Linked DNA regions of Homo sapiens: all the other regions are linked to region 1. Evidence: chromatin contacts called from ENCODE Hi-C or POLR2A ChIA-PET data. All regions are on one chromosome and are shown on one strand. Each heading gives the region's core, a stretch centred on a gene start or an enhancer-like site at or near the end of the contact. The rest is flanking DNA. Distances are from core to core; before and after follow the strand shown. Region 1 overlaps TBC1D1 (TBC1 domain family member 1). Region 2 has its middle 81 kb from the start of MIR574. Region 3 overlaps TLR6 (toll like receptor 6). Region 4 overlaps KLF3 (KLF transcription factor 3). Region 5 overlaps NWD2 (NACHT and WD repeat domain containing 2).

Region 1 (4,439 bases), core at 1,236-3,735:
GTTGGGAGACAATTTGGCGAAACATATCCCAAGCCAGTAAAATATTCATACCCTTTGACTCAGTCATCCCGTTTCTTGGAATGTATCCTCAGGAAATAATCCAAAATATGAGGGAAGCCATATGTATAAGGTTATTCTCCTAGACTTGTCACTTATAATAACAGAAACTTGGAACTAGATGTCTAACACTTGATGACTGGATTAATATGATGATGGTAGGTTGAGCTGGTAGAATATCATGAAGCCAGTTATATATAGCGACATGAAAAAGCTCTTATTTGATACAATGTTAAGTAAAGGAAAAGTGGGATAGGAAATTTTATGTTGGTTATGTTTAGAACTAGAAAAACATGCTTTTAGGAAATAGGAAATATAGCTAGATATAAAAGTTGTATTTGGTGATTTTTCTTTTATTTTTCAAGCTTCCAATAATGTAGCTCTATTGCTTCAGTAACTTAAAATAGTTTTATCTTTTCGGCAAAACATCGAAAGTATGGAAATAGTCATTCCTACTTTGGCAAACAGAAGAGAAATTTTCTTCAGTACCAAAATTCTGGAACTTGACTGAAAACTATGAAGAACCTAAGAGCCAGGATGACAGGAAGGCTCTAGATCCCCAGTAATTACAACTCTAGTGGAATTGCTCTGAGATGGGCCAGCAAGAAAGAAGATGAGAGCCAGTCCCCCTTGCAGAGGGGCCAGGTACCTTGCAGCTTTGTGTAGTGACCAGTGCTCAGGGAACGGCTTAGGCAAGACCCTGGGGGAGGTGGGCACTGCACTTGTCCAGCCTCAGGAGTGACTCAGACCAGAAATGAAAACACCTTAAAGTGTATATATCTTGTTTTCCTATCAACACCTAGTTTTTAATATTCGTCTGTTTTATTCATCTGAGACAACATACCAAAGGATTGGGTTTTTAATGTTAGGCCTTCCTGCTCTTTCTCTGGCTGAGAACTGCTCCTGGCAGTGGATCACTTGTGCTGTCTAAGTGTGCAAGGACAGGCGCCCCTCCCAATTCTTTTCTTTCCCCAAGTAATTAGCCCAAGGGCTGAAGCCCTCGTTCAGTGACCAGGGTTCTCCTTTGACCACCAGCCTCATATTGCCATGGTTTGGGGTAAATTCAGGGGCATAACTGCAGAATGAAGGGCCTAGGAGTCTTGGCAGTCAGGAGATCATCAGGCAATTAAGCAGAGATGATTGTGACCCAGGGTGGTTCCTAGGGATTAATGGAGGCCTGGAAGAGTTTATGGCTTTGGGTACTGCTGAGAGCCATTAACTTAACACAGAACATCAATCCGTAGGAAAAGCCAGAGGTTTTGTTCCCAGGCTTTCCAGGTTAGGAGATCACTTAAATCTTTGTGAAAGAAAAAAAGTAATAGTGTACATGACATTTATTCAGCACCATATTTATAATTATACATGAGTGCCAAACAATCTCAGTTTTAACATTTGTGGTTTTTACTGTTCAGACTATTCAGAAGTTCCATGACGTGGCATCCATTGATGATGGTTTTGCTGAGGTTGAAATGTGAGGGTTTTGTGGCAGGTGTGTGGAAGCAGATCCCTTAGCTAAGAGAGCGCCTGCTCAACCTGCCAGGCGTGTGCTGGGAACTTCCAGGAGTTGCCTCGTTTAATTCTCACAGCCATCCTGGGAGGTAGGCGCTGTCTGCCCCAGGTGGGAGGCCAGGAACTGTGGCTGAGAGAGGTTAAGTACCGAGCTCAAGTCATTCATAGAGTCGCCAGTGGAGCCGCAATTTTAAGGCTGACTCAAAGCCTCTGAGCCAGTTACCTCGGCTGTCAAATGGAGATAATAATCCCTGCTGACCTCACGGTCGCTCTGAAGGACAAAAGAGAATCAGTTCAATCCAGTAAACAATTCTCTCTCTCCCTCTTACTCCCCTCGCACACATGCACACACACCCCACAGATATAATGGATTTTAGTTTTTAGGCATCAAATGACTTTTGTGCCTTATTAATATTATCCACTGAATCAAAAACAGCAAGCTGAAAAATTCATCTCAAGGAAGAGAAAATAAGATTGTTGGGAATGGTGAGAAAGGAAACATGGTTTTTGAAAATTGATTCCAGGGAAGATAGGCTAGTTTGAATGCCAGTAGGGAGCCATCAGAAGAAGTAGTTTTACACTGATTTTTAACAATATTGGAGTTGCTTAAGGCAATGCAATAGAGAGGCAGTTTCTGCCCTTTTAAAGCCTGACTTCACTTTCTGAATGTGTGTTCTGATCTAGCAGGGTTTTTTTTTTTTTTCTTTTAAGATGGTCCCAGCTTGACTGCATTCTCAGATCCATCAGATAAACGTTAGGGCTTCACTGCTGTGCTGAGAGGCCCCAGCCCCTGGGGTTCTCTCATAGAAACAACTGGAAAGAAAGGAAATGCCTTGGGCAGCAGCAGCAGCAGCTGTCTTCTGATTCTGCTTTCCGCCCTGCCTTCCTTACCAAGAGAAAGTACAGACACGGACGGCTTGAGTCACTTAGGCACTTAGGAGTTGTTTTTCACACGTGTGGTGTTTTCGTCACCATTACTATTGTGGGAAAGAAGACAACTCAGGCATCGTTTCGTATTCACTCATCTGTGTGGGTGACATGTGGGTTTTGGCTCATTTCTGCATATTTGTGTGCAAAGGAGAGTTTTTTAGTAAACAGTCCCATTACTTAGCTGTTCTTGTAACTCTGAAAACCCAACTGAACTATAATTAAACTTTGACTTGGTGACTCTGCAAACAGGCTATGATTCTTTTGTTTCTTTTCTCCTTTTAACCCATAGTTGATGTATCTAACCTAACAGAATTTTCAGAGAAAAGAAGTGAAATAAGAACTAAAAATAAATTTTTATGTCTTTAAAAATGAGAGGTTTTTTTTTTTTTTTTGGCTTTTGGAAGGTGAGTATCAAAAACCTGTACTTAATGTTACCTTGGAATTATTTCTAGATGTTTCTTATATCCTTTTGTCCCAAGTAAAATTATTACCTTCTCAGTGCGTAGTTTTTCTTATTTATTACTTCTAGTACCAAGTGTAGAGCTAAGCGTAGAGGAGACGCTTCACAGGTGCGCATTGTCGTGATTGCAGACGCCTGCCTGTACTTGTGGGGTTTTTCTCAGTTTTAGTACGTGATGACTTTTCTTTCTATAACAGGTATTTGAAATGGACATCGCTAAACAGTTACAAGCTTATGAAGTTGAGTACCACGTCCTTCAAGAAGAACTTATCGATTCCTCTCCTCTCAGTGACAACCAAAGAATGGATAAATTAGAGAAAACCAACAGCAGCTTACGCAAACAGAACCTTGACCTCCTTGAACAGTTGCAGGTAGAGCATATTTATAAAGCAGCTTCCTGAATCACAAATATATGGTAGTTCATTAACTCACCAAAGGCAACAGCAGGCTGGGCTTTCCCATGACCAGAGGACCTTTCCCACCCTGATCTGTTTATAGTTGGGATCAAAGGTATCCCGGGAGAATGGGTCCTTTTTATTATGGAGCAGACAGATTGTCCTTTGCTAAGGTCAGGCAGTCCCAGAGCTTTCTGAGAGGCTGTTTCTGCACTTAACTCTTTTAGGGGACAGGCCCAGAGATGAACTTGGATTCAGGATGCCGTGGCCTGTTAGCTGAATGCCAGCCGTTGTCATTACTCAAAGAGAATCTAAGAGCTTTTAACTTCTATGAGCAAAACCAGCTAGGTCCACAGAGGGATGGTAAAGGAGGAAAGTAACACAGAAATAAATATAACAAACCAGAAGAGATGATAATTCTTTGTGAGTCCTTGGTGCATATACAAAGATTTGATTAATGAAGGTCTCAGTTCTCCCCTCTAGAAACTTCCATTTCAACACGGATATACTCAGGTGAGGACATACAGAAGAAAGACCAGTTGAGACTGTGCACGCAGGAGGGTGTGCAGAGCAAGCACTGAGGTGCAGCACGGAGACCAGAGCTGGCCAGGTCCAGCATCACCCCCACCCCCACATCACCCAGGCACACTGCCCAAAAGAACACCTAACTGCGGAGTGCAGCTCTTTTGTCAATCTGATGGCATGAAGCAACCATATGTTCTACTTTTTTCTACTTTTTTTAATGTCACAAGTGTGTAGCAGTGCTGTCCCTGTTAAGGAGTTGTTTTGAGGGTGTTTTTAAAAGTTGTTTTTGAGTGGCTGTGGATAAAAATACATATTTTTGCCGAAATTTTTATGGTGTTCCTGGGCTGTCCTGAGAATAAGTTCCATTCTGATCTAAGCCTCTGATTTTTCTTCATAGAAAGATGAGCTTTGCAGACACAAGCTTGGCAGCAAGGTGAGAAAGGCCAGCCTAGTGAGTCAAGCTATCTGAAATGCATTCCTCCCAGCGGGCATTCCATCCCAGCATACCCTATCAGATATGTGAAAGAGAGGAACCAAGACCGAATGCTATTCCTGCCCAGCCC
Region 2 (4,788 bases), core at 439-2,938, 820 kb after region 1:
GTGAGGATGTGCTACAGCCTCAGCAATACCAGCTAAGGAACTATGGACCTCAGATGAGGGCTCAAAGGGGTTGAAGGAAGTTCAGCCTTCGGCAGGCTGAAGTAAAGTGCTGAATACAAGGTAGGGGCCTGAATAGGGAAATAAGAGAGTTCCTTTGCGGTTTGTAGAAATTAGCTTCCCCAAGGTGCTCAGATACCTGGGAAGTCACCTTCTGCACAGGCGGGCCATGGTGTTTTCATGTTAGAAATAAAGGCAGACAGATTCCAATCATAGCCATCCCGGAGGTCCAGGATATAACATCTCAGGAAAGCAATTTAGCAACAATTTGAAATGAACATTTAATTTCTCATCTTTCCTAAAAACGTGTGTGTGTGTGTGTGTGTGTGTGTTGAACAGATGGGGTTGATCATAATACATGACTTCAAATGATTTAATTTTTTATAAAAGCAATTATTTTTCAGGGTTAAGCTAGTTTTTTCTATAATGTAAAAACTGCCCTTTGATCTTCCTCCTAAGTAAGCGTGCCCTACATTTTGATATGCAGATCCAGGCTTCAACTTGGTGTCTTAAATTACTGTGTTTGCAAAGGCTCATCAGAAGAGATCATACTGAAAATCCATTTTAGAACTTCAGTTTCGCTCTGGTTTTGTAGTTGATTAGAATTCATAACACCATAGGAGTCTATTCAGACCAGCCATTCTTCCCATAAAAGAAAAAAAGGATATAGTTAACCATGTGTTGTATTTTTCTAGATTATCTCATCACTTATGCAAGTTTATGTTCATTTTCTGTATGTCCATCTGTGCTGGATGGTGCACTAGAATATCTACTATTATCCAATTCTGAGGAAAGATATTCTATTTTTTTTCTTTCTTTCTTTCTTTCTTTCTTTCTTTTTCTTTCTTCTCTTTCTTTCTTCTTTCTTTCTTCTTTTTTTCATTTTTTTTTCTTTTGAGACACACTGTCACTCTGTCCCCCAGGCTGGAGTGCAGTAGTGCAATCTCGGCTTGCTGCAACCTCTGCCTCCCAGGTTCAAGCAATTCTGCCTCAGCCTCCCGAGTAGCTGGGATTACAGGTGCACACCACCACACCCGGCTAATTTTGTATTTGTTTAGTAGAGACGGGGTTTCACCATGTTGGCCGGGCTGCTCTCGATCTCCTGAGCTCATGTGATCTCCCCACTTCAGCCTCCCAAAATGCTGGGATTACAGGCGTGAGCCACCACACCTGGCCTATTTTTTTTTCTTAGACCCTGAAAATAATCTGAATTATTCTACCCTTTGAACATTTTACCTTTACCAATGATTAAATTATTATACCCCAAACAGTAGGAAATGTATTAATGGTATTTCTGCTATTTCTGGTGTCTGGGGTCATCATAGACTGGGAATAGAAGCTGATTAGGGAGGATCAGAATTTTGTGTTGAGATTTAAACTACATTTACCTTTGCATCAGAGTGAATTTTTCTCTGCCTGAGCTGTCAGCCAAAAAGCAATTGGATTATATCAGCCTGTGGTCACTGCTGACTCACTTGACAGGCTTGTCTCTTGTATTAGTCTCAAAGGAATTCTATATTGCAAAAGAAGAATATGTTTATTTCTTAAATGCCTTCACTGAGTGCAGAAGTTTAGGGTGATCCAGAGATGTTCTATTTCCCGGCCCTGGGTTTCACCGTCAGGCTTGGAAGCTGCCACTTGGAAGGAAAAGCAAGCACAGAAGCCAAGGCCAGATGGATGAAAGCTTGGCAAAAAACAAGGCTGAGCTTCTGCCTCTGAGTCTCTGCCATCTTTATCCTTTTTCTCTCTCAGGATTTTATTTTTTTTTTGGCAATCACCAAGTACCTGTCTCCAGGATCAGCTTTTAACATCCTGCCCCTCTTTTCCATATCTCTTATTTCCCTTCTCTTCCTCTACATTTTTTTGTCTTATTTCCCCATTAACCAGAAAACAATTCATACAAAAGATTCGGTCATAATCACCAACATGCATTTATTGTGTGCTGGGCACTGTGCTGAGTATTTTATTTGCATTATCCCGCTTCATCTCCGTAATCACCCTATTAGGTAGATATTATCATGTCCCTGCACAAATGAGAACATTGAGACCCAGAGACATTATCTACCTTGTCCAGAATTACACAACTAGTAAAAAAAAAAAAAAAAAAAGAGCCAGGATTCAAACTCAGGTCAGTTCAGCCTGACTAGCTAGCGAGCATTTTTAACTATTAGACAGAGCCTCCCAACAAAACGAATGTAACATGGTTATTTTTAGAGACACCTGCACGCTCAGATTAGCTCTAAGGTAGATTTGAGCTGTGAGGTAGATTTGTAGCTGAAAGATTTGGTTGTCAACTTTGGTTGTTTCCATGCAACTGAGAACAAACTGAGACTAAAGAGACACAGAATGCAGCCACATGAGGTTATTTGGCCTCTGGGTGGTTCTCACCACAGGCCTCTTCATCATTTCACAGACGTTTACATCAAGCAGTTTCCTGGTCATCATCGACTCAGCATCCTGTCTCACAGGTGACTTTGATATCACAAAAACGTCTCCATTTCCTTCTCCCTTCCCCTTCTCTGGTGCCAAGGAAGCCCATTTGTACATAACCACCTTCCTGAAAATCCTTAACCCTCTCCTACCTTCCCAAAGCGTGGGGTTTGTTTACTTATCTAGACAGCCTTTAAGCTGAATCTTCAGTACCAAGCTCTGTGAGACACTGATTGATGTTTAAAGAAGTACTGAATAATGCCTTTCTACCCCTGAACTTGTTTCCTGTTAAGCTCAGGAACTAATGATCATGGTGGTGGTGATAGTGATGTGATGATGATGGCATACTTACTGATCAGTCGCTATGTTTGAGACACAAAGTACACAGTCTCTACCTCTACAATCTCATTTAATCCTCCATATCAACCTTAGGAGATAGCTACTATTATTATCATTTCCATTTTACAGATGGAAAATGAAGCTCAGAGAGATTGAGTGATCTGCCTATGATTATCCGACTAAGAATTAGAAAAGCTGGGATTTATATCCAAGCAGTATGTAGAATGCTAAACATAGCCATGGAGAAGCAGATACCCAGTCATAAAGAAGAAAATTTGCTCATTTTTTCCTGGGTCTGAGTTCCCTTCTTTCAGCTAATATTTGGCCTCCCCCTCCCTGCTCTCTGTCCTGTGGCCTCAAGCAGAGACAAATTGCTCCACAAATCTTTCTGTCAGAGAGCCAACCACATTTCTCCTGCCAGCACCCCTGATCCCAGGAGAAAATGAGTGCCCTATGTGCCCTGGTCTCCCTCATGTTATAAACCTTGTATGTTGAGTGATTCATTTCTCATTGAAAAATATGATCGCCTTTCGACATTTCTGCAGGAGAGCTCTAGTCAACTCTCCTTGGGAAAAAAATTCCACTGGTAGGAAGTGATAAAGGACAAGAACCCAAATGATGAACTGCAGGACAGAAAGACCCCGGCCATTTCTCTGTCAGAAAAAATCATTTGTTCCCACAGGGTATCTTGATCAGGAAGGCTTCTCCCCCAGACATCCGCGCGGCTTCCTCCCTCGCTTCTTGAAGGTGTTTATTCAAAAACCACCTTCTAAATAAACCACCTTTCCCACCTTCGTATTTTTTTCTCTTCAGGACATACCACTGTCTAACATCCTTTATATCCTACCGATTTTTCTGTTATCTGCCTTGCACGAGGATGTAGATTCCAGGAAAGGAGGGATTTTTCTGTGTTCTGTTTGTTACCATATTCCTAACACCCACAGCAGTGCTTGGCAAATAGTCGGTGCTCAATAATGATTTGTTGAATTAACAAATAGGTCAAAGTCTTCTGTGTATAATCTGTAAACGCTGAATGAGAGAACGGAAATAGCTGTACTATAGGGTAATTTGTGGGAAAATATCTGGTTGAGTTACATTAGGAAATGTTAACTGTGAAGTAATGGTGCTCATTTTAATGGTATTTGGTGGTATAGCATTAATGATTATGATTGGGGAGCTTAGAAATGAGTAAGCTTTTTCCCAGTAAAATTAATACGATGTACTCTTTTTTTACTTTGAAGAATTTGCTGTTTGAGGGGTCTTTCAAGATTCTTCAGGGTAAGGTAGACTGCAGTGAAAATTCAGAAGCCCTGAAGAAGTTAATGGTGGTGCACAAATACTCTGGAATATTATGCAACAGTAAAAACAAATGAAAAGAATGGAATAGATCCCTGTAGTGACAGCTCCAAGATGTGTAATTGAGTGAAAAAAAAAAGAAGCTGTAGTATGATATTTGTCTACAATAACATCTTTGTACACACACACACACACACACACACACACCCCTAGAAGATCCGGAAGGATACACATGAAACTGTTAACATTGCTTATAACCAGAAGTGAAAGGGGGTGCCATAGGTGGGGGAAAACATCAGAATTTCACAATAATCAAAAGGGACTGCAATGTTATTTGCAATAATTATGTTTGTATAATGAAATATATTAATGGAATACTTATGTAACTAAATTTTTAGAAATCAAAACAGGAAGCAAAAGAAATTGCTTCTGATCAGGGAGGTAAGAGGATAGGGCCCTGCCAGAGACAGAAAGTGTAAAAACACACAGATTGTTTTTCACTAGAAGAGCCAGAAGTGTCCATGAGAGTGTCTAAATGATTTGAATTTATTTGTCATCGATGTGCCTGTAAGTTTCTAACACAAAGTTGATGACTCTACACATCTCTCCTTGCTTTCCTCAGAAAAGCCCAAACCAAGTACTTCAAATGCATAATTTGTAAAGATT
Region 3 (4,472 bases), core at 401-2,900, 690 kb after region 1:
TCTTTCCTCAAGAGGATTCTTGTTTTGATGCAGCAATGTGTAGGATCACCCTCTGAGGTTGATCCCCCTGCCCATCTGAGCAGTATTAGAGAACATTACACGTGCCCCCTGGGGGTTCAGGAGTGTAAATTAGTAGAGCGACTGGTGTCTACTCTGTTGGAGATTTCCATTGGACCAACCCTTGCCAACTGGCAATTAGAGACTGTGGTATCAGGTACCTGGGAAAGGGGGTGTATCTCCACCTCAGCATCCCATGGGCCACACACACACAAAAAGGCACAGGAGGGCTTCATCAGCTCCTGTGGCTCCATGCAAGGGAGAATGGAGGCCATAGGATAAGACCAGAGCTATAGGAAACAGAGACATCTGGTCATCCTGAGCCCTTGAATGATTTTGTGGAATAGAGACAGCTTACCTATTCTAGACCTCTTAGCTATACTTTTTTCTATTATATGAGAAAGAAATAAACCTCAATCTTATTTAAGCCTCTGTATTTGAGGTCTCCCAGTCCTGCAGCTTAGACTGTACCTTAATCGACACAATTATAGAAAAGGATATCTGCCTTCTTACCACTCATCCTTGATCTCCACTTCAGGGAGCTAGATCTGGGAGAGGGAGGGGCAAGAAGAGTGTATCTCAGATAAACCATGCCTACCTCCAAAATATATGCCAAGGTTGAGCTACAGACCTAGCCTGTGACATGCAGAAAGAAGATGAGTTTTAGATGAAGATGGAGATTTAGAATTTTAAACTAGATTGGAGTATCAGTATCTCAAAAGGACTGCAGAAGTATTAAATCTGCTCAAGATATCACTAAGGAGTGACAAGAGGGGAATTTCAGAATCCAGTTGATGGAATGACTGAGAAAAATAAACACTACTTCACATTTGGACTAGATGATGTTGAGATTCCTCATAAACTAACCGTAATTGAAACTCTCAGAAAGTCCCTGTGGTTTTAGAAATCCCCTCAGGTCTTTTACTCCCTGTAGTTTAGTCTCATTCCTTTCTAATCAAACCAGTCCCCAGAAACCTAGACAGAAATACCTCCTCCTTTCCCCATATTTGTGGTCTCATTCTCTTTAAAACTCCCACACTCTCACCGTTTATATCCCGGGTCTCCATCCACTGTCTCTTTCCTGTGCTCTTACACCCATCCACTCTATTCTCTTTGCCTATTACTCCTTTCTTTGTACCTCTGACTTTCCAAGCAGCTTCTTTTAGAGTCTTCACTCTTTCCAGGATAACATTTCTTTTCTGCTGCCACACTCAACTGAGTCTCCAGGGCATCAGAGCTGGTCATGCCAACTCCAGAGGACTGGGTTGAATAGTGTCCTCCACCCAACCTCCAAACATTTATGTCCATTTATTTCAGATTTATTCTGAAATCTCAGAATGTGACCTCATTGAAAAAAGAGTCTTTGTAGATCTAATTAAGTTAAGGACCAAGATGTGATGGCATCAGATTAAGGAGGCTCCTAAATCCAACTAGAGTGTCCTTGTAAGAGACAGGAAAAAAAAGACAGAGACTTGGAGGAGAACACCATGTGAAGACACAGGCACAGATTATTGATTATTTAACCCAAATTTGGGATACATTTTTTTAGATTGCGCATCTGCCATGTATGTCAATAGCCTACCAATAATTTTGGTTTCTCTTCTCATCTGTTGGTTCTACTGATTACGTAATAGGGTGTTGACTGGAACTTTTCTTATGACTTGGGTCCAAAACTAAAGACAAAGAAGTATTATGTACCACATTCTATAGAAAGCTGCTAACTACTGGGGCATGTCCTCCAGGGCATTCTAAGAAGCAGCTGATGCATCTGCAAACCAAGGGACGCCAAGGTTTGCCAGCAACTACCAGAAGCTAGGAGAGAGGAAAGGGATGATTTCTCCCTGACAGCCTCTGGAAGGAACAACCCTGCCAACCTTGATTTCTGACTTCTGCCTTCCTGAACTGGGAGAAATATATTTCTGTTGTTTTAAGCCACCCAGTTTGTGGTAATTTGTTTTGGTAGCCACAGGAAACTAACACATCCAGCAACACTGCCAATTTGATGCTTTCTTCGCTCATGGTATTCTTTCACTTCCAACTTTGCACCCACTGTGCCCTCCCCTTTGAAGGGTCTTCCCAGCCACATGCCCAGGACCCTTCCCAGCCACATGCCCAGGATCCTCCTGATGAAAGATCTTTCATCAAGGCTCATCCTAGCAGCCCTCCCTGGTCACTAACCTAGGTTTCTTATCTCTTTTGCTATGGTCTGGATGTTTGTGTGCCCCTCAAAATTCCTATGGTGAAATCCTAACCCCCAAGGGGATAATACAATCAGCCCTTCATATCCATGGGTTCCACATCCATAGATTCAAACAACCATGGATTGAAAATATTCAATAAATGAATAAATAAATAATAACAATATAATAATACAAAATAATAAAAATAAAAGACCATACAGTTTAACAACTACATAACATTTACATAACATTTACATTGTATTAGGTATTGTAAGAAATCTAGAGATGATTTAAGTATATGAGAGGATGTACATAGGTTATATGTAAATAGTACACTTTTTTTTTCAGAGTCAGTGTCTTGCTCTGTTGCCCAGGCTATAGTGCAACGGCATGATCATAGCTCACTGCAGCCTGGAATTCCTGGGCTCAAACAATCCTCCCACCTCAGCCTCCTGAGTAGTTGGGACTACAGGCATGTGCCGCCAGGCATGTATTTTTTTTGAGGAGGTGGGGTCTCACTATGATGCTCAGGTTGGAAGTATGCCATTTTACATAAGGGACTTGAGCATTCACAGACTTTGGAATCTACAGGGCTCCTGGAACCAATCCCCTGTGGATACGGAGAAAGAGCTGTATTAAGAGTTGGAGATGTTGGGAGACAATTAGGTCATGAATGTGGAGCCTTCATGAATGGCATTAGTGCCCTCCCCCAGGTGAGGATACAGTGAAAAGACAAGCCATCTATGAACCAGAAAGTGGGCCCTCGCCAGGCACCAAATCTGTCAGCAGCCTGACCCTGGACATTACAGCCTCCAGAACTATAAGCCATAAATTTCCATTGTTTATAAGCTACTCAATTTGTGGTACAGTCATGCAGTGCATAACAATATTTCACTCAACAGTCATGGCCCTATAAGATAATAATGGAGATGAAAAATTCCTATGGCCTAGTAACATTGCAGTGCAATGTATTACTCACATGTTTGTGGTGATGCTGCTGTAAACAAACATACGACACTGACAGTCATATAAAAGCACAGCACATACAATTATGTACAGTTCATAATACTTGATAATGATAATAAGCAACTATGTTACCGGTTTCTGTATCTAGTAGACTATAATTTTAATCATTATTTTAGAGTGTGCTCCTACTTATTTTTTTAAAAGCTAACTATAAAAATCCTCAAGCAGGTCCTTCAGGAGGTTTTCCAGAAGAAGGCATTGTTGTTACAGGAGATGATGGCTTCATGCATGTTATTGCCCCTAAAGACCTTCCAATGGAACAAGAGGTAGAAGTAGAAGACAGTGATATTGATAATGACCCTATGAGTAGGCCTAGGCTAGTGTGTGTGTGTCTGTGTGTGTGTCTCAGTTTTTAACAGAAAAGTTTAAAAAGTGAAAAATAAAAATAAAATATTTTAAAAATAGAAAAAACAAAATAAAGATGTAAAGAAGGAAAATATTTTTATATAGCTGTAGAATGTGTGTTTTAAGCTAAGTGTTATTGCTAAAGAGCCAAAAAAAAATTTAAGGCAAAAAGTTGATAAAGTAAAAACATTACAATAAGCTAAGGTTGACTTCTTACTAAAGAAAGAAAACAATTTTAATAATTTTTCTTACTAAAGAAAGAAAACAAATTTAATAATTTTTGTGTGGCCTATATGTACAATGGGACTTATAAAGTCCACAGTGGGACATGGTAAAGTCCACAGTAGGATATGGTAATGTCCTAGGCCTTCACATTCACTCACCCCTCACTCACTCACTGACTCACCCAGAGCAACTTCCAATCCTGCAAGCTCCATTTATGGTAAGTGCCTGTATTCGTTCATTTTCATGCTGCTGATAAAGACGTATCTGAGACTGTGCAATTCACAAAAGAAAGAGGTTTATTGGACCTACAGTTCCACAGAGCTGGGGAAGCCTCACAATCATGGCAGAAGGCAAGGAGGAGCAAGTCACATCTTACATGTCAGCAGGGAAGAGAGAGAACTTGTGCAGGGAAACTCCCCCTTAAAGAACCATCAGATTTCATGAGACCCATTCGCTAACAGGAGAACAGCACAGGAAAAGACCCGCCCCCATGATGCAATCACCTCCCACTGGGTCCCTCCCACAACACGTGGGAATTCAAGATGAGATTTGGGTGGGGACACAGCCAACCCACATCAGTGCCCTATACAGGTGTACCATTTTTTATCTTCTTTACCATATTTTTACCATACCCTTGCT
Region 4 (4,969 bases), core at 2,142-4,641, 560 kb after region 1:
CCTTATCAGTAATAAAAACCTGCTAAGAGAGTGTGTCAATTTACTACACATTCATCAAGTATTAATTGAGCACCTATTGCAGGCCCTCATCACCTCACAGTGCAGTGAGAAGCAGCAGTCAATAAGTAAATGCACACTGTGCAGGGGTGTGAACATCTGAGTACATGTTACAGACGGAAATAACTCTTATAGCAGATCAGTGGTTTTGTGGAGGTTTTTTTGTTTTGGTTTTTTGTGTTTTTTTTTTTTTTTTTTTTGGTTTGGTTTTGGTTTTGAGACAAGGTATTGCCCTGTTGCCCAGGCTGGAATGCAGTAGCAAGATCACTGCAACCTCAAACGCCTGGGTTCAAGCAATCCTCCTCCCTCAGCCTCCCCAGTAGCTGGGACTACAAGCAAGCACCACCATGCCCCGCTACATTTTTGTTTTTTTCTGTAGAGACAGGATCTCATTATGTTGCCCAGGCTGGTCTCAAACTCTCGGCCTTAAGATATCCTCCTGCCTCAGCCTCTCCAAGTGCTGGAGTTAAAAGTGTGAGCCACCATGCCTGGCCCAGCCCATTGTTTTAAGCCCTTAAGATCCCTAGTGGGGGCCAGAGGCAGAAGCGGGAAAGACCCATGTCTGTGTCTTGTCTTTGGACTGCTCTGTTCCAGGACACAGGGTCTCTTGGACTAAGCAGCATGCACAGAGGGCACTGGAGGTCCATCCGTGGCCAGAGGCACATTTTTTGCTTCATCAACATTTGTCTCTGATTTGGATATGGGGCCAGTACAGCCGTGCTTGTATGCATTGCTTTGATAGAACATAGGAACTGTCTGGAACAGAGCGGGGAAGACTGTTACCAGGTTGTACCTGCCCAGAGCACACACCCTGCCGTGTCAGTCCCTACACGGCACCAGATTGTTGGAAGCTGATTGCAAAAGCTTGTGTGTGCCACCCAAATAAAGTGAACCAGCTTGAGGGACCACATGTCTTCACCCTTTTGTGAGGCAGTTGGGCTGGAAACAGTTAATTATCTGCCCAGAGTTGGGTGTCTGTGTCCAAATGTGTCTCTCCCCACAGTTAGTCTTGTACCTTACAATAATCGCACATCCAATAGAGGGAATGAGGGCATTCATTTGAGAACAGACTTATCAGCAAACTGCATAATGTTGATAAAGCTTAGCTTTATGTGTGGCTTTTTCTGTCTTAATGGCTTGAGAAACCTGAGAATATTATTAGATTTGCAAATCTGGAGGTTCTAAATTCCTACTCTCCCAAAACTCACCCCATGCATAGAAAAATCCAGCAATGACAGCAATAAAACTGTGTCCTCATTTTGCTTCCCATTTAGCTGCCAATAACTATTGGCATTAAAATCTAGGTCATAGGGAGGTCTTGGAAGAACAGGGCTGAAAATAAGGGAGAAGCTACATTTTCGTCAATAGAAACAATGCTGCCTCCCATTTCCTAAAGTTTTTTCCTAGTACCAGAACCATTGCCCTTTGGAGAATTATATAAAGCACATTAGACTTTAGGACTAGGCGAAATCATTCTCCTTCCTATATTTAATTACTCCCTGAAACCCTCCAGTGTACATGATTTATAATGGATTTATTTTGTTGTGTTGTTAATGAACCTTGTGCCTCTTTTAATAATACCCATCTTAATATTTAAATTTAAATCTATTTAATACTTAATGTTGCTATCTTTTGGATCTCTTGCGTTGGTACTGTGCGTGCCTGGCTTTAAAGAAAGGTAGAGAATCTTTTCTTCATTTGATCCTTGATCTATAACTCAAAGCTGTTTTTATGCATTTTGTGTTTTCTGATTTTATATCCTTCATGTTCTTGTTTTTAAGCAGTATTAGTAGTGAAAACTGGCTGCGCGTGGTGGCTCATGTCTGTAATCCTAGAACTTTGGGAGGTTGAGGCAGGCAGATCACTTGAGCCCAAGAGTACGAGACCAGCCTGGACAACATGACAAAACCCAGTCTCTACAAAAAAATACAAAAATTAGCGAGGCGTGGTGTCATGTGCCTGTAGTTCCACTTCCTCTGGAGGCTGAGTTGGGAGAATCATATGAGCCCAGGAGGTCGAGGCTGCAGTGAGCTATGATCATACCACTGCACTCCAGCCTGAGTAACAGTGAGACCCTATCTCAAAAAAAAAAAAAAAAAAAAGAAAAGAAAATTCTTTTTCCCTCCTTTAAATAGACCTTTAGTATCTTTATTTTTTATCTCTGTCATTTAGAGCATTGCTATTCAAAAGGTAGCCTAAGTTCCCTTGGTCCACTCCCCGGTAATTCAAAATTTGCATTTTAACGAGTGCTCCAGGGAGATGGATGTGCACAGTAAAGTTTGAGAAACTCTGGTTGGGAGCAGTAGAGCCCGTGACAGTGAGCATCTCTTGTATAAGCAGGGACAAGAAGGGATTTCCAGGATGGCATGTGTATAAGCTCGTTGTGTAGGTTATCCCATAACCTTGATCTTAACCATGAGGACCTGACATCCAAACCAGATAAAGATAAACACAGTTATGTGATAAAGTTTCACTGACTGACTCCTCCCTAACAGGCTGCTCTGCAGGCCTGGAGCAGGGACTGGGCATCTGGAATTTTAAAAACAACACAGATGATTCCAATGCATAACCAGCCGAGGATTCGCCCAGACCAAGCCCAGAGAGGAAAGAGGGTGATCTCAGTAGGAATCCCTATCAAAACCACTGCTGCCCCACAGTCATAACTCACAATAGTGGCCACCAGAGGGGCCAAGGAGACCCAGAAATTAATAGTGCATTTACGCTGTTTAATTACAAGGCACCATTGGGTTTTCTTGGTTGCATCCCAAGTTAGTATTGCCTCTAACTCTTAAACACATAGGGTTTTAGAGCTGGAAGAGAAGCACAATATGTTGTTTATCACTGTCACTGTCAGACATTCAAGTACAAAGAATTTTCTGCAGGTAAGCAGGCTTGACATGCAAAATTTCAGTTTCCCTAAAATGCCTAGTAAAGATGATGGTTTATGTTGAGTTTAATTTTTTTAAATTAAAAATTAGGTTGCATTCTACAAAGAAAATTTACAACAAAATGTTAGTTAAGGAATAGAAGTAATTTAGGTGAACTCCATGGTCAAGGATAGTGCCCATTGTGTGAAATTATGATGACTGGTTTGTATTTAAAGCTGGCAGATGAAAGTTAGGTTATCCTGATATTTAAAGAGAGAAAGGTGTTTGAAGATAAATGAGGTCAGTTGTGGACCAGATCTTGGGAAGGAAACAGACTCTTCTGTCTCTTCTGCACTCCCTTGTTTGTGCCCCAGCCTCATTTGATGAGTGGGTAGCAGGGTATAGAGGAGAGAACACAGGGCCTCAGCTTGTGTGAATGACTTTGAGCTCCACATTTCCTTATGTGAGTCATATCACGTTAGCTGTTTCTTATAGTTCCGTGTCATCCACAGACTTGCCATTCAAGTCTACAGCTTCATTCAGATTCTGAATAAGAACACTGAGCAAGTTAGGGCCAGGGACATCATTGCCGCAGTGAGGGTGGCCTTCAGTACAAAGGTGTGTATGGTGACTGACCCCCTCCTGGTTTGCCTGAGACTGTAGAGTTTCATGGGATGTGGGACTTTCAGTGCTGAAACTAGCACAGTTCCACGCTGACTAGGATTGTTGGCCAGTCCTAGGCATGGATTGTACAGCTGCTGAAGCCCATCAAATGAAAGGTACTGCCTATCCTGCAGCCCCATTCTTGCTTATTATACACAAGTATGATGAGAAATCAATGTCCTGCTGAAGTTGAAGACACTACTTATCCTGAGAAAGAGCTGTCCTGCCGAAGTTAGACATCAAAGCTAGAGAGCATTTCCTGCTCATCAAGAAACCCCACCAGAAAAGCAACCAGGTTGGTTTGGCTTGACTGGTTCTTGTGATGCCCACCTCTGACTCCTAATGATAATGGCCCCCAAGCCTGTGCTATCACCTGTCTTAGAATTTTGCCAGGTATCGGCCTTAATGTTTGACACAGGAATCATCTTAGGATTAAATTTCAGATTTTTCATCTGCAGTAGTGACCACATTGATCTTAGTTTTAATATTTTTGAGACCGCCTCTCATAGCATTTTTAATGTTGAGACCACCTCTTTGAGCATTTTTTTAAGGTCACATATATATCGAAATCTAAACTATTTTGTAAAGCCCATGTAATTGTTAAGTGCCTTGTTAGCATATTTTTCTTAATTCATGTTTCAAGTAAATGGACTTATTTGGCTGTTGACACGTTTTCCTTTTCTTTTCTAATAGTCATACCCATCTAATTACATGGAATCCATGAAGCCTAACAAGTATGGGGTCATCTACTCCACACCATTGCCTGAGAAGTTCTTTCAGACCCCAGAAGGTCTGTCGCACGGAATACAGATGGAGCCAGTGGACCTCACGGTGAACAAGCGGAGTTCACCCCCTTCGGCTGGGAATTCGCCCTCCTCTCTGAAGTTCCCGTCCTCACACCGGAGAGCCTCGCCTGGGTTGAGCATGCCTTCTTCCAGCCCACCGATAAAAAAATACTCACCCCCTTCTCCAGGCGTGCAGCCCTTCGGCGTGCCGCTGTCCATGCCACCAGTGATGGCAGCTGCCCTCTCGCGGCATGGAATACGGAGCCCGGGGATCCTGCCCGTCATCCAGCCGGTGGTGGTGCAGCCCGTCCCCTTTATGTACACAAGTCACCTCCAGCAGCCTCTCATGGTCTCCTTATCGGAGGAGATGGAAAATTCCAGTAGTAGCATGCAAGGTAAATTCCGCCACTGCTCCATGCTGCTGCACTTGCTTAGCGTACTGGCGCTTCACCAGATGGGGTGGGTGAGGAAGCATGGGGGCAAGAGCTGTTGAACTCTTCAAAGGAAATACTCATCTGCCTAAGGCATTTCCTTCCCCCGCCCCCCCAAAGTGTTGATACTGGAAGAGATCCCAAGAATCAGGCTGTCTGTTTGATA
Region 5 (5,024 bases), core at 807-3,306, 740 kb before region 1:
TAGATTCTGTGTCTCAACACAATCTACCTCACTGATTTTTTTGTTTTTCACCAACATCCAGTTTGGGTGCATTTACCACCTACATCTCAGAGTACAGTTCGATTATTTTACCTGTTTATTTTCCACTCAGAAAATGTGTTTGTGGGTTGGTGATTCCTTGTCTCTTGCTAATAACTAGGAAATCACTTGCGGCTGTTCATCAAAAACTCCACAGCTTGTAAAGGATGATGAATTAAATGACATATCATACTCAAGAACTCTATTACCTGCTGAGAAAGAAAACACATATAGATTTTTAGGATAGAAAGGACATGAACAGATCAGCCAGAATATAATCATATGTGTTACATGTAGACGTGCCTGCAGGCAGCTAGCTGGTCAGATAATGCTCATGCATGAACTGGAGGAAGGAGTGGGTGTATTTTGGTCAGCGGAAGCTTCCAAAAGATGCTTTTTGAGTGAGGAGAAAGGGAGGGATTTAGAGATAAGTAAAGGCTTGAAGGTATAAGGTTAATAATTGTCTTGTTTAAATTAGAATAAAAACCTTTTGTCATGGAAAATGAGAATCTTTGAGAAGATATGCTGGTATGTGGGGAAAGAGAGAAATATTTGGTCAAGATGTATGCATGGGTGAAATGGGTATGTGGGTTTCTCTTACTAGGAGTTTTTAGTGATACAATGTCAGAGTCCCAAAAGACCTTCCAGGTAAAGCCATCCTCATCGTCATCCAGATGAGGAAGCTGAGACATGGAGACCTCGCTGGGTGACCCCATCGGCCCCCACAAGTCCTGTGCCCTCCTGCCCCGCTGTCTTCCCCCAGCTATAAAAGGCTGTTACCAAATTTAAGAGATAATGAAGAATCACTATATTCTGCACATGTCTTCATCAGCTTAAGTATGTTCGTTTAATAAATTAAAACACGGGCTGGGCACGGTGGCTCATGCCTGTCATCCCAGCACTTTGGGAGGCGGAGGGTCGATTACTTGAGATCAGGAGTTTGAGACCAGCCTGGCCAACATGGTGAAACCCTGTCTCTACTAAAAATACAAAAAAATTAGCTGGGCGTGGTGGAGCACCTGTAATCCCAGCTACTTGGGAGGCTGAGGTGGGAGAATTGCTGGAACCTGGGAGGCAGAGGTTGCAGTAAGCCGAGATCGCACCACTGCACTCCAGCCTGGGCAACAGAATGAGACCCTATCTCAAAAAAACATAATTAATTAAAACATGAATAAAGGTAAAAGCAAACTCTTAAATCCGTACACCTGAGAGTGTAGTACAGAGGCTTGAGCCTGATACGCTCCCATCAAAACTGAAGACTAGAACGTGGATGATAAAACATGATCATTGAATAGCTTAAAGCAGACCATTTAGATCCGGGTTTCCCAGCCTCAGCTATACTGACACCTTAGGCCAGATAATTCTCTGCGGCGGGGGCTGCTGTGCACATTGTAGGATATTTAGCAGCATCTCATGGTGTCTACCCACTAGATGCCAATACTAACCCCTCTGCCCCCACCCCAGATTGTGACAGCCCAAAATGTCTCCTGGGGAGCAAAATTCTCCTCCAACCTCTATTGAGAATCACTGGTGTAGATGATGTAAGAATGTTTTGGAGTACAGTTAGCGAAACTAGGATCAAATGAGTGCGAGTGGGCAGGGAGTCACCAGCAGTGGACCTCACTGAACTGTGTTACTCATTTTGCTAGCTTGAGCTTGGCCCTTGCTAATTGCTCCTACAGAGCTCTGCACACTGCAGGGCACTCAATAAATGCCTCTGAGTGAAGACTGACTCAGCAGTTGGCAATTTATTCACCTTAACGTTGTCTCCACCAGTCCCAGTTTTCTGACCCTTCTAGAGTCATCTTAAAACTAGAGGAGCTGATCTCTCTTTTGGAGAATTTCCAAGGACCATGGCAGTCTCTCATTCACCCTAGGATGTCTGTGAATGTTGTGGACGCTTCAGAAATTCTCTTGACCCAAATCTCGGTCTGACATAAAATCATTTCCAGCCACACTCAAGTGAACAGCGCCTGGGAGCAGGCAGTCATTTGGTTCCCTTCTCTGAATGCATTGGCTCTGATCCACGGCGCCTCAGGAAGTGAAAGGGAGCAGGCAGTGAGGCCAAGCCATGAATGTTGGGCCCTTTTCTTAGAAAACAAAGGGTTCACTTTAGGCTAGGAGGAAACATCCGGGGGTTGGGGGGAGACTCTGACCTTGATCAGAATCAAATAAAAGATGGGATTCAGAGAAAACTGTCTTTCATGCTATGAATAATCATCATTTTGTTGGGCCTTTTATATATTTTCTCTGTCAGAAATTTTACAACAGAAATGATTGACCCTTAAGTTTTTGGAAGGGGTTCTCAAGAAATTTTAGTAGTTTTAATTTTCTTAATCAAGACCTTTTGTTATTTCCTAGGCTATGTGTTGTCATGAGAAGAAATGTCAAAACATGTGATAAAGAGTGGAGAAAATCCATAATTACTCAATATAAGTACAACTGGAAAGTTTCCAAAGAAGATGGTCCAGACATACTAGGAAATGCAAAATGGATGCAACTACTACCACAGACTCCTTAACGGGCCATTGCGTCTCTTAGTAGGGACCACTATTTTAATCTTTCTTTCCAAATACATTGAAAAGCTGAATTCTCTGCAGCAGCGAGCACTCTGTTGGCTTGAATTTGGGGTTACTGGCTTCCTAACTTCCCTTCTGCTATATATATTCTTCACAGCTCCTGATGTAACACGGACTTCTGCAGATTTCCTGTTAACTTAACATCCCTCTCTCCTCTCAGAACTTTCTGCTTCTTAAGGCTCAGCTCCATTGGGCCACTTGAATTGGTCTGATTCCTTTACTCCCTAGGCTGGGAGTACAAGGCTATCTTTGGAAGGGTAATTCTTGACTTTGGCATAGAGTTGTGAAAAGAACGGTTCCCCAATGGCAAAGATGGACCTGCAAACATGAGTGTTGTTTCTTTCAGACAGCCTCTAAGAAAGATGGAAAATTAATTGGGGAAGAGAAACCTGCAGTGGGAATGTGGAAATCTTTGTGGCTCTCATCTGCCTAATATTTTCCATCCCTTAAGATAACCACACTGAGCACTTAAGTAAATGTATAATCTCACCTCATTGTTATCTATCTAGCATCTGTTTAGATAACCACACTGAGCACTTAAGTAAATGTATAATCTCACCTCATTGTTATCTGTCTAGCATCTGTTTTCATCGTAAGATTCTTCTTTGCCATATTTTCTTTATATATTCATCTTTGTTGTTTTCACGTGATTAGTCTAGAAGTCTCCATAGAGTGAGACCAAGGTTTTGCAAGGGAGATAATGAAATTAGTTCATGCCAGGATGGCTCAGAGCAGATGCTAGACATAAATAACAGTTATTGATTAATACAAACTGAAAAATCAATTATATTGCTTTGTATAGTATCTAGCACAGTAAATGACAGTGATCCCCAGAAATAGGCATTTAAGTACTTACTGATAAGACTCAAAAATCATGATAATAAAGTGAGAGGAGTAGATTGCCCACTCCAACAGTTAATTAAAAGAAGGGCTATGTATAAGCCATGGCACTAGTGTTATATGTGCTCTGCAGCATCACTAATTTATTTTTTATTTATCTTACCTGAAAGCTAGTCTAACCCTAGAGGAACAGGAAACTTACTAACTAGTGTTTGCAGTAGAGACGTATCCACGTATATAGGAAATTTGTTTCTCCCTGACTGTCTCATTTACTCAGAATATAATACAAATTGGCCTATTTTCCTCTATAGTGAACCTTTATGGTTTTTTTTTTTTTTTTTTTTTTTTTTTTTGAGGCAGAGCCTCCCTCCACTGCCCAGGCTGGAGTGTGCAGTGGTGCAATCTTGGCTCACTGCAACCTCTGCCTCCTGGGTTCCAGTGATTCCTCTGCCTCAGCCTCCCGAGTAGCTGGGATTACAGGTGCACACCACCATGCCCAGCTAATTTTTTTTTTTCTAGTAGAGATGGGGTTTCACCATGTTGGCCAGACTGGTCTCAAACTCCTGACCTCAAGTGATCCACCCGCCCCCCAATCCTGGGCTTACAAGCGTGAGCCAGTGTGCCTGGCCCCTTTATGTTAATTCTTAACTGAGACCTCACCCTCCTCCTAGCCCTCAGTTGACAGACAGATAGTGCCCTGACATGTGGAGGGCCACACAGCCTTCCAAAGTGTATGATAAATCAGAACAATGGTGACACATGCTAAACTTCTTAAGGGCTAAGTCTTCTTAAATTTGTACAACCAGCATACTGAAGGGGCTGAGCTCAATTGAGGACACATAGGAGAAGGAACAGAGAACTTGGGGTTTGTTTTCCTTTTTGCATCGCTGCCTATAAATGTGCTTTGCTGAATTCCTTCCCACTGGGGAAGCAATACATCTCAGACAGGTGCTATCAAGACTCACTTTCAAGTAGTAAGTCCAAGCCAGTCCAAATCAAAATGTCAGTCCCACACCCAGTTTAAAGGGTCTGCCTCTCCCAGAGGTCGCAGTGAGCCGAGATCATGCCATTGCACTCCAGCCTGGGCAACAAGAGCGAAACTCTGTCTCAAAAAAAAAAAAAAAAAAAAAAAAAGAGTCTGCCTCTCCTTGGTTCAATTTCTCAGATCCATTATGGGGAAGGGGCCTTGTCAATTCTCAGATCAGCCCTCTTTGTTCTTCCTTCATCCCACTCCCAGCCTTCTGGACCTCAAAGTACTATTTCTCCGTTTTTCAGGTCAATATAAGGGAAGGGGAAATAGAAGACAAGGAGCAAAAACTCCAGCCTGTTGCCCAGGCTGGAGTGCAATGGCATGATCTCGGCTCACTGCGACCTCTGGGAGAGGCAGACCCTTTAAACTGGGTGTGGGACTGACATTTTGATTTGGACTGGCTTGGACTTACTACTTGAAAGTGAATCTTGATAGCACCTGTCTGAGATGTATTGCTTCCCCAGTGGGAAGGAATTCAGCAATGCACATTTATAGGCAGCGATGCAAAAAACAAAACA

The links. A loop is a pair of places that touch in the nucleus more often than their neighbours do. ChIA-PET counts read pairs that join two places held with the same protein, here RNA polymerase II (POLR2A). Pooled maps may share reads with other maps.
Region 2: a pooled map shows a loop between it and region 1 (5-fold over the local background). The contact joins two enhancer-like sites. A Hi-C loop is called at or near these places in 2 of 37 single-sample maps with no recorded cell type and 6 of 50 pooled maps.
Region 3: a pooled map shows a loop between it and region 1 (9-fold over the local background). The contact joins two enhancer-like sites. A Hi-C loop is called at or near these places in 2 of 37 single-sample maps with no recorded cell type and 3 of 50 pooled maps.
Region 4: a pooled map shows a loop between it and region 1 (4-fold over the local background). The contact joins two enhancer-like sites. A Hi-C loop is called at or near these places in 2 of 168 maps with a recorded cell type or tissue (naive thymus-derived CD4-positive, alpha-beta T cell and natural killer cell), 24 of 37 single-sample maps with no recorded cell type and 13 of 50 pooled maps. POLR2A ChIA-PET finds 5 or more read pairs at or near these places in 2 of 52 experiments (T-cell and activated T-cell).
Region 5: a loop to region 1 is called in a pooled map, with 18 times the contacts of the local background. The contact joins two enhancer-like sites. A Hi-C loop is called at or near these places in 4 of 37 single-sample maps with no recorded cell type and 6 of 50 pooled maps.

Annotation. Positions count from the first base shown.
Region 1 is chr4:38,129,931-38,134,369 of GRCh38, forward strand. It overlaps TBC1D1 (TBC1 domain family member 1), which reads left to right. Exons shown (of 22, transcript NM_001396959.1): 21 at 3,154-3,327. Among named protein-coding and RNA genes, the nearest start is that of PTTG2, 170 kb to the left of the region's middle. RefSeq lists a silencer at 3,008-3,147. Within about 2 kb of position 2,486, at least 28 of the 41 ENCODE cell types and tissues checked have a DNase peak (open chromatin) inside an H3K27ac peak, as active enhancers do.
Region 2 is chr4:38,947,128-38,951,915 of GRCh38, forward strand. No RefSeq gene overlaps it. Among named protein-coding and RNA genes, the nearest start is that of MIR574, 81 kb to the left of the region's middle. Within about 2 kb of position 1,689, at least 10 of the 41 ENCODE cell types and tissues checked have a DNase peak (open chromatin) inside an H3K27ac peak, as active enhancers do.
Region 3 is chr4:38,818,786-38,823,257 of GRCh38, forward strand. TLR6 (toll like receptor 6) reads right to left here. Exons shown (of 2, transcript NM_006068.5): 2 at 4,112-4,472. Among named protein-coding and RNA genes, the nearest start is that of TLR1, 16 kb to the left of the region's middle. RefSeq lists an enhancer at 828-947. Within about 2 kb of position 1,651, at least 4 of the 41 ENCODE cell types and tissues checked have a DNase peak (open chromatin) inside an H3K27ac peak, as active enhancers do.
Region 4 is chr4:38,684,305-38,689,273 of GRCh38, forward strand. It overlaps KLF3 (KLF transcription factor 3), which reads left to right. Exons shown (of 6, transcript NM_016531.6): 3 at 4,281-4,767. Among named protein-coding and RNA genes, the nearest start is that of KLF3-AS1, 22 kb to the left of the region's middle. RefSeq lists enhancers at 2,909-3,078, 3,827-3,996 and cis regulatory regions at 2,994, 3,912. Within about 2 kb of position 3,392, at least 2 of the 41 ENCODE cell types and tissues checked have a DNase peak (open chromatin) inside an H3K27ac peak, as active enhancers do.
Region 5 is chr4:37,391,000-37,396,023 of GRCh38, forward strand. The region is part of intron 3 of NWD2 (NACHT and WD repeat domain containing 2); the gene reads left to right. Among named protein-coding and RNA genes, the nearest start is that of PGCKA1, 60 kb to the right of the region's middle. RefSeq lists a silencer at 2,032-2,081. Within about 2 kb of position 2,057, at least 3 of the 41 ENCODE cell types and tissues checked have a DNase peak (open chromatin) inside an H3K27ac peak, as active enhancers do.